3 separate regions of the Homo sapiens genome follow, and regions 2 and 3 are each linked to region 1. A link is a contact called in ENCODE Hi-C or POLR2A ChIA-PET data. All regions are on one chromosome and are shown on one strand. Each heading gives the region's core, a stretch centred on a gene start or an enhancer-like site at or near the end of the contact. The rest is flanking DNA. Distances are from core to core; before and after follow the strand shown. Region 1 overlaps KCNK1 (potassium two pore domain channel subfamily K member 1). Region 2 overlaps GPR137B (G protein-coupled receptor 137B). Region 3 holds the start of TSNAX-DT (TSNAX divergent transcript).

Region 1 (3,843 bases), core at 550-3,049:
AAGACAAATACGTAGCTGTAGCCAATCAAGCAATTGCTTTGCTTTGCTTGCATGTTCCGCCTATAAAACCCCACACCTCTTGCTGCTACAGTGAAATTCTCTGAACCTCTTCAGGCTTTGAATGCTGTCCAGTTCATGAATCCTTTAATTTCAAATAAACTCTGTTGAATTAATTTGTCTTAAATTTGCCTTTTAATACAACTCTCTCCTTTATTTTCTGTGGGTTGGAAAAACAGAGTAATAATTTTGTTAGAACTGTGTGCAAAGTAAGTATGTGTATGCCATGAGTGAAGCAAAGAGAGGGCTTACTTCTTTTTAAATGTGCTTTCCTACCAGGGCATGAAAAATACTTTAAAAAGCATTTTTATTTACTTCTGGGTCCTTTACTGCACTCCAAAAAGCTGAGTTTGCCTGACAGTACATATTAGATAAGAGAGATGTTAGGAAAATTGACTTCAGCAATTTTACATCTTGCCTCACACAAAAGGCTTTGATGCACCAAATTTCCACAATGTAAGACCCTTGCAAAATAAAAAAAAAAGTCACAATAGGAAAATCTCAAACATGCTACAGAGACAGATTTAAAAAGTTACTTGGCATAGTCAAATAAAGTAAATGGTATACTGTCTCATTTCAATTTCAACTATAAGTTGCTAAGAAACTTTTGTTTCTAAATTTGCCATATATACATTGCTGAAACTACATCCTAAAGGGACTGCCTTCCTAAATTGAGGATATCAGTATTTATCACAGCTCTTCCCAGCATGGAGGCTTTAACAACAACAAATACCAAAATAAATGTATTATGCCAGACAATCAGGAGGCTCTGCTCTCACTGAATTCTGAATAAGAGACAGATAATACTGTTCTAATTCTCCAACATGTGCTTCTGCCAATTTAAAACTTTTCTTCTTTGAAACAAATAGCTGTTTTTAGTAAGAGGTCAGTGTACTTTAAAGAGTTAAGAAGGTTTTGCATTGCCTATTTCCGTTATCTTGAGGTCTCCAGATTTGTAAATATCTCCTCATTCATTTTCCAAAAGGCCCATAAAGCTGGTTTGGAGAAAGTATGAGTGTGATTTTTTTCTCAGGTAAAAAAAAAAGTGACCCCATGTCAGTAATCTAAACATTACTCGATTTTTTTTGAAGTCAGACCAAATTTCTGTCTTCAGAAAATGTTTCTTTTTTCTCCCACTTGTCTTCTTCAACTTTTGAACAAATACTTTCAAAATATCTTGGTGGCATGACTACTATAGAAAGAAACCAGTGTCATAAATGGAGTGATCTGGGCTAAACTTTATCTGTCCTGGGAATCTTTTACATGATTCATTTAGAGACTACTCCCACCCCTTGGTCTCTCTTCCCTTGGATTTCTGAGAGCTTAGGAACTCCCACTCTGAGATACTCTGTGTTCTCTCCTCACGTGGAGTGTATCTGCTACTTTGAAATCAACATCCCTACCAGACACGTGTCACATTTAAGTTCACGCACAGGACCATGTCCTGGAATGATAAGGCTTTCTGCTGCTGTTCTACCCTGAGGGCATTCCGCAGGCATCTTAGGAACTCAATCTTGAAGGCTCAAGCTAAGCAAGTGAGTTCAGCTTGTACTCATCACCCAGAATTCTCTAGTAGTCACTTTTACCTCCAACTTCCCACTCTCTCGCCTCCAACTAAAGGGTTCCCAAGGTCAGTTCTGGCTTAGCTACACTGTTCATCTTCCACCTCCTTGTCATGCCTGCAGCAAGCCGAATTTCTGTTCTCTGAGAGGCTGACCCAGAGCTCCTCCTGGGTGACCAAGCTCGCTTCTCCCTGGGGACCAAAGGGCAGCATCATCGGCCAAAGACAAAAAGAAACCCTGGGGAAGACATCCTCCCTTACTTTCCTGCCTGCTAGGGTGGGGGCCGAGGCAAAACTTGCTCCTACTTTTCTACTTTGCCCTTCACATTAACAACAATCTGAAGGGCATTAAGGTTTAATGTGTTCTCTGCGGATTCAAACGAGTTCCTAAAATTAAGTACTACACTCTATTACTTATTAATCACATCTGATTCAGAAGTTTTTCTTCACGTACTTCCTCATTTTCTGGACTTTGAACTTCCCTCTCATGTTAGAGCCAAGCAGCTGTAGCAAACTAGCCATTATTTTTTCCTGCATTGCATAAAATAGAATAACACTCTCCAAGTGTAATCCAGCTTCTGTGATTTATATTGATGAGCATCTCAGGACTCTGCTCCACACCAAGGCTTGTGACCATCGGAAATGTTGCAGATCCAGTTATGGCAGGATGCATGCCTCTATTCTCCAAGGATTCTCTATTCTACCCTTAACCAATGATCTGGCCTCATGACAGCAGTCTTCTATTGCAGGGACATGGTCAGCAGGGAGGAAATATGCTTACGGGGCAGCACACTTGGATTCCTCTAAAAATCATATACTATCCCTCTAAAATCACCTATATTTTTCCATCTCCCTGTCCTCTAATCAGTAAGATATTTAAGCATGTGAACCCCTATTGAGATATTGGACAATCACTCTGTAATTCTTTCTGTGTGCATGGTAGTTAATAAATGTGTATGCCTTTTCTCATTAATCTGCCTTTTTGTGAGTTGATTTTTCAGCAAATCTTCCGAAGGGTAAGGGGATGCTTTCCCTTTGCCCTGCAGTTGGTAATAATTTACTCATGGCAGCACATGGTACAGAAGGTAGAAGGTTACTGAGCGAGTGACCCACTGTCAGGAGACTGGCCCGCGATCAAAGTGCTTGGCTGGCTCATCAGAGGGCGCTGATTTTGCACTGATTTTTACCAGCCCCTCAACCACCAACTCCTGGGCAGCCACCCATGGGAGGTAAGGCTCCATTGCGGGGGTCAGTGGACATTCATTATCACACAGGGGCTTTCTCATTTTCTTTTCTAAAATCCTTAATATAATAGTATCCTGTGTACGTCATCTAAATGTGACCTTTATGTTTTCTATGAAGGACTATATATATATATATACGTATATATATATATATATATACACACATATATATATATATACATATGTATATATATACATACATATATATATGTATATACACACACATATGTATATATATTCTACATAGAGGCACACTTCTGATATATGAAAGCATAAGATTACAACCAGCTGTGATTTTTATTTATTTTAGCTTCTAAATTTAAAATTCTCAGATTAATGTAACATAATCTGTTCATTTAGGGATTCGTGTTTAAGTTCTATGCTTTAGTGCTAGGTGGCTGCAAATCACAATGTACTTTCAAAACAAAGTATCTTAACCTTTTAATAAATCCTTTTCATAACCTGTTCAATTCAAAAAAATGTTTATAAACATGTTAGACATCTGACACCATTCTATCGCAAGAGGGTAGAAACATTTATTGCAGCAGAATACTATGGTTATTCACTCTCAAGTTTATTATTCCCCTTATTTTATTGTAGCAACTCTGGATTCTTTAGTATAAAGAGAAATCAAAAGAAACAAAATATCTATAGTCTTAGTTTCAGAACTACACTAGGATCTGGTGACCTAAACCATATGTACAGAATATAAACATATTTATACTTTATATGTACATAGTTAATGGTTACCTATGCATTATAAATAGTAAGTTTAACTTAGATTCTACAAAAATAATCATTTTGGGTGGGTACATGCAAACCAGTACACATAAACCTATTTATAAAACACATCTCTATGCTTTTTTTTTTTGCTTCTAAATATAAATTTTGCTATTTAGCCATCAGCTAAATGATCTAAATGCAAACCCCAAAGTTTCCAGTTAAAAGTATAAAATCTGCTTCTAACCACAGCAGCATACT
Region 2 (3,843 bases), core at 994-3,493, 2.5 Mb before region 1:
TAAATCCTCTCCCCTAAGCCAGGACCCACATCTGGACACCCTAGTGTCTCCACTTCTGTGCCACCACTCTCTGGACACTTCATAATCCCCCTATCCTTAAAAGGGGGTGCATCCTGATCCTAGCTGCCTGTGGGCTGAGACTCCTGAGGAGACCCTCGCAGTAACTGAGGGGGACTGAAACTCTTAGTGCACCAAGCACAGACTCCTGACTAAAGAAACCAGTCTCTATCACACACGCTGGTTCAAAACGTATGTATGCAAATTCATCTGAAAATGTTACAAATGCATGGCAGGTTGAAACTTTATATTATAAAATAATTTATGTATATACAAAGAAATAACAGCAAATACTCATGCACCCAGCACTCCATCCTTAATACTTTGCCACGTTTGCTCCAGCTATGTTTTGTTTGTTTGTTTCTGAGACAGAGTTTCACTTTTGTTGCCTAGGCTGGAGCGCAGTGGTGCCATCTCGGCTCACTGCAACCTTGTCTCCCGGGTTCAAGCGATTCTCGTGCCTCAGCCTCCCGAGTAGCTGGGATTATAGGCACGTGCAACCACACCCGGCAAATCTTTGTATTTTTAGTAGAGACAGGGGTTTCACCATTTTGGCCAGGTTGGTCTTGAACTCCTGACCTCAGGTGATCCACCCACCTCAGCCTCTCAAAGTGTTGGGATTACAGGCATAAGCCACCATGCCCAGCCCCAGCTGTGGTTTAATAAATAAAAATGACACAGCTGGAGCTCCCAGCCTGCCCCCTCCTGGTGCCATTTGCTCCCAGGAAAGTAATCACTATCCTGAATTTGGTGTTTTTATGGCTAGGCAGGCTTTCACTAGGTAAATCTGGATTCGTGAAAGATACAGAGTACCGTCCAGTATGGTTTTGCACTTTATATGAATGCATTAATACCTTCCATAACCTTCTGCAGTTTGTTTATTCCCTCATGACTATGTGTTTGGAAGGTATCTATGTTGATACACACAGTTCTAGCTCATGCATCTTCACTAAGGCACAGTGCAGTTGGCCCCTGGGCAGCATGGGTTTGAACTGCATGGGCGCATCTATACATGGATTTTTTTCAACTGAATGGGAATCAAAACTACGATGTTCTCAGGACGTAAAACCTGAATATAAGGAGGACCAACTCTTTGTACATGCAGGTTCTACAGGGATGTGAGTATGTGGGGCTCTGAGCATACTTGGGGGTCCTGGAACCAGTCCCCCACATATACTGACAGACGACGCTACTCCTATATAACAGGCCACAACCGGTAGCCCTCTCTGACAGAGGGACACAGAAGGATGGCTAAGTGTGTGGAATCGGGCCGGGCACAGTGGCTCACGCCTGTAATCCCAGCACTTTGGGAGGTGGGGGAGGCGGATCATGAGGTCAGGAGATCAAGACCATCCTGGCTAACACGGTGAAACCCTGTCTCTACTAAAAATACAAAAAATTAGCCGGGCGTGGTGGCGGGCGCCTGTAGTCCCAGCCACTGGGGAGACTGAGGCAGGAGAATGGCGTGAACCAGGAGGCGGAGCTTGCAGTGAGCAGAGATCGCGCCACTGCACTCCAGCCTGGGCGACTGAGCGGGACTCCGTCTCAAAAAAAAAAAAAAAAGTGTGGAATCTGGAGCTGGCTTACCTGGGGTTGAATCCTGGCTCTACCAATTATCAGCTGTGTGGCCTTGGAAAAGTCACCTGCCTGCTCTGTGCCTCAAGTACCTCACCTGTAAAATGAGACTAATAACACCAGCCACCAGGTTTTCCTAAGCATTTGGTGAATTAATAGACATGTAGAGCACCTGGACAAATGCCTGCCGCCTAGTAAGTACCACGTGGGTGGCTGCAACCCCTGCTGTTGGTATTATTAGTCCTCATCTATGTTCGCAAACCATGATTCTAAACGCACAGCTACTAAACTGTGACCACAGATGCTATCCTAACCATAAAAGGAACTTTCATACTGAAAAAGGTTAAGAACCACTGACGCATTCGATATTTGCTCTCCTGGTCCCTCTGCGCTACCCACTTCCTGATATATTGGGGAAATTATGCAAACCCCAGGGCCCTGGTCTCCCCAGGCAACAGTCATTAGTCAGCTGCTTCAGTCTGTTCCCACATGCTGAGCATCCTCACTCAGCAGAGCAGGGTGACAAGACAGTCGGTCCCCGAAATCCAGACACCGGAGTTCTCCTTTCTGCAGGGTTCCCGGAAGACACACAAGGCGGCTCTGCGGCGGGGAGGGGATCTGCATTTGAGGCTCAGTCTCCAAGACAGTGCGAGCAAGGGCGGGGCCTCTATGCCTGCGTTAGGATGTTCTTTTCTTCCAAACGTCAGCTGTGGGCTATAGGTCCAGGGACTCAGGACCTGGATAACCACCACCACAGCCCCACTCATAGTCCTGTGTCCGTGGCAGTGAAGGTAACTGGCCAGAAAAGGCAAGCAAGCACGCTGTCCATGCCATAAAGTTCTGGGAGGCGGTGGCCTGAAGCCAAGGTGTGCCTGGTCTGTGTCCCAGGCTGGCCAGGTGTGAGAGGGGTCACTGGAATACATGGTCAGGTGTTCACCGCATCACCTCCCACCTTTGACTTTGGCAAGCATGTGGCCCAAGAAGCTGGTCCTGCCTGCTCCTGGCCTCGTGCTGGCCCTTGGAATGTGGGCCCCCCAGACTTCAGTGAGCTTCTTCCCACGTGATCAGAAGCCAACCATAATTGCTTCTCTGGATTTCCATAGACCTCGGAGCTCCCTGGATGTGTTTGCAGCCTTCTCCAGCCCTCCTGAGAGCTCCGCTGCATGGTCCTGTTTGGCTCACCTGGCGCCTATGATCCTTCCTCAGGTGTATGCATGTGTGTTTGCGCGCGCGCGTGTGTGTGCATGTGTGTGCGTTTGTGTATGTGTGTGCATGTTTGTGCATGTGCACCCCACAAGGCAGGAGCTCAGCTCCCACCCAGGATGTCCCTACCTTGGTCCTCACAAGGCATTCCTCATTTCATAAGTGATAATGGGATAACAGTCTTTACCTTTATAGATAAAGGGCATCTCCACTCACTGTCCCCCTTCCCAACAGCTCCTCTTCTCCTTCCTGTTCCCAGCAGCTCAGCTCTCCGGGCAGCAAGCACCTCTCCCCTCCTCCACCCCTCCATCGGCTCACGAGAGCCTCCCTGAGCCTCATAAACTGAGCTTCACTCCATCCAACGGCGCCAACACAGGCTGGCCACCCAGAAGGCAGAACTCAGGGTGGCCCTGAGCCCCCACATTGATAAGTCAGCCCAGCAGGCAGCCCGCGAGGAGACGGGACTCTAGAGAGCACACCTCCCACCCACACCCTTTGCGGCTCTCCAAGTCAACCTAAAGCCACACCAAACGCCGTCCTTCAGTCTCCCTGCTTTTCTGAATTGTCTCTTGTCCCCTGAGCACCTGGATTCAGGGGTGAGGCTGGTCAACCCTCAGGAACCTACTTTGTTGGTTCCTGGTTAGCTCCATCGACCTTTCTAGGCCTCAGTGTCTATCTGCGAGGTGAAAGCATTAGGACAAATATTCATTAAGCTGCTTCTACTTTGACAGCTCCATGACTTGAAGTTCCTTCCCAGGGACAGCCCGTGTCAGCCCGTGTCCTCCGCCCTGGAAGCCCCGCAGGAATAGCTGCGGCCCGGCCGCTTCAGCCACAGAAGCGCACGGACCTGCCCGCCTGCCCACTGCCTGGGTGGAGTCCGTCTCGGCATCAGTTCCGCACAGAGGTGGAGGCAAATAATTCTGACCTGCCTCCCTGGCAGGATTCTCTCTCTTTGGCCTTGGGAATGACAAGGGCTGTGGCCACACAAGGCCCTACCATCACTGTTAT
Region 3 (3,843 bases), core at 522-3,021, 2.1 Mb after region 1:
TGGTTTTCAAATATATCCACAAATAACCTGAGACTCCTCCCTCCAAAGGGTGGGACATAACTTCCTTCCTCTTCAATGTGAGACAGTTTTTAAAACTGCCTCCCTTCTAACAAACACAATGTGACAAAAATGACAGTGTCTGATGTCTGAGATTAGGACATAGAGATTGTGGTTTCCTCCTTGCTCTCTTGCACTCTCTCTCTCTGAAGGAGGCCAGATGCCACACCAAAGGACATCCAAGCAGCACAAGAAGTTCATGTGGACAGGAACAGAGAGCTGGTTGCAGGCAAAAGGCCTAAACTATCAACAGCTGTAGATCCTTCAGCCCCAATCAAGGCTTCAGGTGATTGCAAATAGGAATCAACCAGCTAAGCCCTTCCCAGATTCCTTAATCACAGAAACGTAAGGTACAGGATAGTGGATAGACAGGGACAAAAGGAAGAGGATTTTGTTTTGTGTTTGTTTTGAATTGAGGAATAACTTGTCCAAGTTAATATGCTGAGAAAAGGGGACTGTGAAAATATGTGTATATAGATATGCGAGATTCACTAATAGATACAAGCTCCCACTCTGTGCTAAGTGTTACAGTTAAAACAAAGATACCGTCCCTGTCTTCAAGTCTAGTAGAGGAAACAAATACACACTAAATGAAAATATATTTTAGCATATAACAGATGAGTAAATATTATCAGGTACACAATTCTTGAGTATGTGACATGTCAAATATTAATTAATGTTTACTGTTTCTTGTGTTTAAGTCATGTTTACCTGATTACTAATATTTCTCTTAATGGGACATAAAAGTGAAGGCCTTTGTAATCCAGACTTTTAGGGTACATCTAGCGCCATCACAAAACCTCCAGCTAAAGTTTCACATTAAATTCTTAGGGACTGTTTTCTTGCGCATAACCATGGCTAAATAATTTTGTTCTCTCCCCTTCTTCAACTTACATTGCAGAGAACTTACATTTAAAGGCCAACATCACGGGTGAAGATGAATTAACATCCTTCCCTTCTCTTCTTTGGTTATGTGGGAAATTGTCATGCTTCCTTTTCCTGAACCCTCCTGATCCTTATATAGAGAAGAAAAAAAGAGAGGGATCTTCCATCACCAAGAGTTTGCAAAACACAACATAGACAAACCTACTCCTTGCTTTAAAACCAGATACCCACAGGGCCCTCGCCTTAGAGGCTTTCTCCGCAGACTGACAGAGACGCTGCCCAGGCCTTTCCAAGCAAATCATCCAAGTTTCCACCAACTGGTGCTATGATCTGGCATTACAGCAATTACTGAACTAGGATAAAATCACACCTCAAAAATTTAAGAAAAAAGGAGGTGTAAACAGGGCCGATCTGGCCGGGGAGAGAAACAGAGGGGCCGCCCCCGAGTCTACAAGGGACGAAGGCATCCTTCAAGGGTGAAAAGGGGAAAACTGCATAGAAAGACTGGAGAACCTCCCCCTCCGGATAAATAACGCCCCGTGTTGTTAAGGACGCCACCTTCTTTGTTGCTCATGTCGTCACAGCCTACGGTGAGACGAGCGGAGACTGAAGGACCTGGAGCAAGAGGAGTGCGCGAGGTACAGGCCGAGGGAACCTGGGAAAACAGCCTGCAGAAAAACGCTTTGCAGCCGGGCCGACTACAACGCAGTGGCCGGAAGTCTCCTCTCACGTACTTCCGGCCTGCGTCCGGAGGGGAGGGGAGGCCGTCGCCGCTGGCTCCGCCCACCGCGTGGTCCAAGGACCACCACCCGCCACCGCCGCGCGAGCGTACTATTGCGGCCGCCCTCTGCTGCGCCTGAAGAGAGAGGCGACTCTACAAGCCTCACAGCATGCACTGTTACTAAAAAGACGATGCGTCCTCCTGGACCTGAGATCTGTGTGATCGTGGGAAAGCGACGAAAAACGTACGTAATTTTTTTCTGAAGGCACCTTCGGGACACCTTACCCTTCCCTCAGGGGGGCCCAGCTTCGCGCGCGGTGCTGTGGGGGTTGTAGTTCCTCCGCCGGAGCGGGACCTCCGGTGCCCCGGGCCAGGGATGTGAGAAAGAAGCGAGCCCTCGAGTTTCCTCGGGGCATGTGGGAAGGTTTTTTTCAGGATCCAGGCAGAACCTTACAGAGCTGGGAGTTTTTTAACTTTCCATTCCTGGCAGTGACGCCAGGAGCTTTAAGTGATGGAAATATGCGAGTCAATCAGTGGATGGTGTTAGTACTGTTTTCTCTTATGAAGATCAAGCCTGCCCTTCGGGTCTACTTCCACCTTTTCCCCCTGCCCGTCTCCCACCGTCTCCCTCCTCTCCACTGGCTCTCAGAAGCCGGACAGCCTGTGTTCAACTTGCCTCCACGGAGTGGTTGTGTGACCTTGATGAAGCACGCAACTTCTCTGCCTCAGTTTCCTTATCTGTAACATAGGGATAGAATAGTACCCGCCTTGTAGGGTTATTTGAGGATGAAAGGAGTTAAGTCTCGTGAAAACGCTCTTTCACATATAACTGCTCAATTAAATATTAAATACCATACTCCTCTCCCACCAGGGCTCTCCCAAACAAAATGATAGACAGGTGAGTAATAGCAGCTGTGTTCCACTAAACTGTGGGCATTTCATTATGAGCAGGTGCTGCCACCATATCTAGACTTTGTGCCGCCCCTTAGCCCCAGTGCTTCTCAGCGCTGTGATCCGGTCCCATGTAAGCTTCCGTCAATGTTTGTTGAAGAATCATGTTCCTGGTGTCAGAATAGGTAACTAGATGGCAATTCAGCACCGTCTAGAGAGAAACTCAGGCCAAGGCTTCATAACTGGGGTGCCCTAGGCCTAGTACAGAAAACACAAGTACATTTTAAGCTTTCTCTAAATAACCTCTCTATTGTGGTCATGTGTTGAACACACAGTCTTTTCTCCTTGTTAATTTAGGAACAAAGGAACAGTAAATGGAGTAACTTGGCTAGAATATGGCAGTAACTACAAGGCATGTTCTGCTCTGGCACGAAGGTAACCACCACTCATACCTCTCCAGCCCTGTGAATACGTCAATTGACTAAGCAGATTCCTTGAGGATAAAGTAGGCTCCTGGGGACCTTGCTTGTTGGGCTACTTGCTTTGTGGATGTTAAACAGATAATTCTCATGAGTTTGAGTGACGTCTGATCTACCAGTATTCCCCCTACTCTGATTAGAAATGACTTGACCATGCCAAAAAGAATAAAAGACAGCTCTGATACAAATGTAGCCATTTTAATGTGACTCCCTCTAGATCCAAGGAAGCCAGTACTTACGAACATTTTCAGAGTCAATACTTACTGTACTGTACCATAGTCGAGGAAAAGGGTATTTTTCCTAACTCTCCTGGAGTAGCACATCCCAAGATCTCAACTTTCCAAAACCTGGATCAACTATATTTCTTTTCTTTCTCCAGCCACCACTCCCCTAGCCTGTTCAACTACAGCTATGTTACCTGAACTGCTTTCCACTCTTTCCCATAAATGTAATGATTAGAACACTAAGTTTCATAACCTGTAATGACTTCTGAAAGTATTTAAGGGAGGTGAATCCCAGGAGCACTTTCCCAGCACTTATTTGCATATGCATTTACCCCAGGCCTCCCCAGGTGTTCCAACTTGTAGCTACTCCTTTGTCAGGAAATAGATTTCAACTTCTGTAACAACCTGCATCCCTACCTGGTCTCCTTGTTTTATTGCTTCAGATGCAAACACATAGTTTTGGTACTTGGCAAAACAGTTTTTTGTTTGTTTTTTAAAGGAAGACAACCACCCCAAGTCAGGGAGAGGAAGGTAAAGATTTTTAGTAGGATCTTACCTCTGATGTTGTTTTTACTTGTTATTGTTG

The links. Hi-C counts contacts between places; a loop is a spot of excess contacts on that map. ChIA-PET counts read pairs that join two places held with the same protein, here RNA polymerase II (POLR2A). Pooled maps may share reads with other maps.
Region 2: a map with no recorded cell type shows a loop between it and region 1 (12-fold over the local background). The contact joins two enhancer-like sites. A Hi-C loop is called at or near these places in 2 of 37 single-sample maps with no recorded cell type and 2 of 50 pooled maps.
Region 3: a map with no recorded cell type shows a loop between it and region 1 (8-fold over the local background). The contact joins the promoter of TSNAX-DT here to the enhancer-like site in region 1. A Hi-C loop is called at or near these places in 1 of 37 single-sample maps with no recorded cell type and 1 of 50 pooled maps. POLR2A ChIA-PET finds 5 or more read pairs at or near these places in 1 of 52 experiments (GM12878).

The regions. Positions count from the first base shown.
Region 1 is chr1:233,671,812-233,675,654 of GRCh38, reverse strand. It overlaps KCNK1 (potassium two pore domain channel subfamily K member 1), which reads right to left. Exons shown (of 3, transcript NM_002245.4): 3 at 3,141-3,843. Among named protein-coding and RNA genes, the nearest start is that of MIR4427, 50 kb to the right of the region's middle. Within about 2 kb of position 1,799, at least 4 of the 41 ENCODE cell types and tissues checked have a DNase peak (open chromatin) inside an H3K27ac peak, as active enhancers do; they include GM12878, where a contact is called at or near this core.
Region 2 is chr1:236,155,004-236,158,846 of GRCh38, reverse strand. All of the region lies in intron 1 of GPR137B (G protein-coupled receptor 137B), which reads right to left. Among named protein-coding and RNA genes, the nearest start is that of GPR137B, 14 kb to the right of the region's middle. RefSeq lists a silencer at 227-276 and enhancers at 1,956-2,065, 2,266-2,325. Within about 2 kb of position 2,243, at least 5 of the 41 ENCODE cell types and tissues checked have a DNase peak (open chromatin) inside an H3K27ac peak, as active enhancers do.
Region 3 is chr1:231,526,484-231,530,326 of GRCh38, reverse strand. It overlaps TSNAX-DT (TSNAX divergent transcript), which reads left to right and starts at 1,771. Exons shown (of 3, transcript NR_173106.1): 1 at 1,771-1,907; 2 at 2,912-2,989. It overlaps TSNAX (translin associated factor X), which reads right to left and starts at 1,658. Exons shown (of 6, transcript NM_005999.3): 1 at 1,501-1,658; 2 at 968-1,072. The coding sequence starts at 1,516. It overlaps TSNAX-DISC1 (TSNAX-DISC1 readthrough (NMD candidate)), which reads right to left and starts at 1,674. Exons shown (of 16, transcript NR_028393.1): 1 at 1,501-1,674; 2 at 968-1,072. RefSeq lists enhancers at 902-2,101, 1,570-2,391.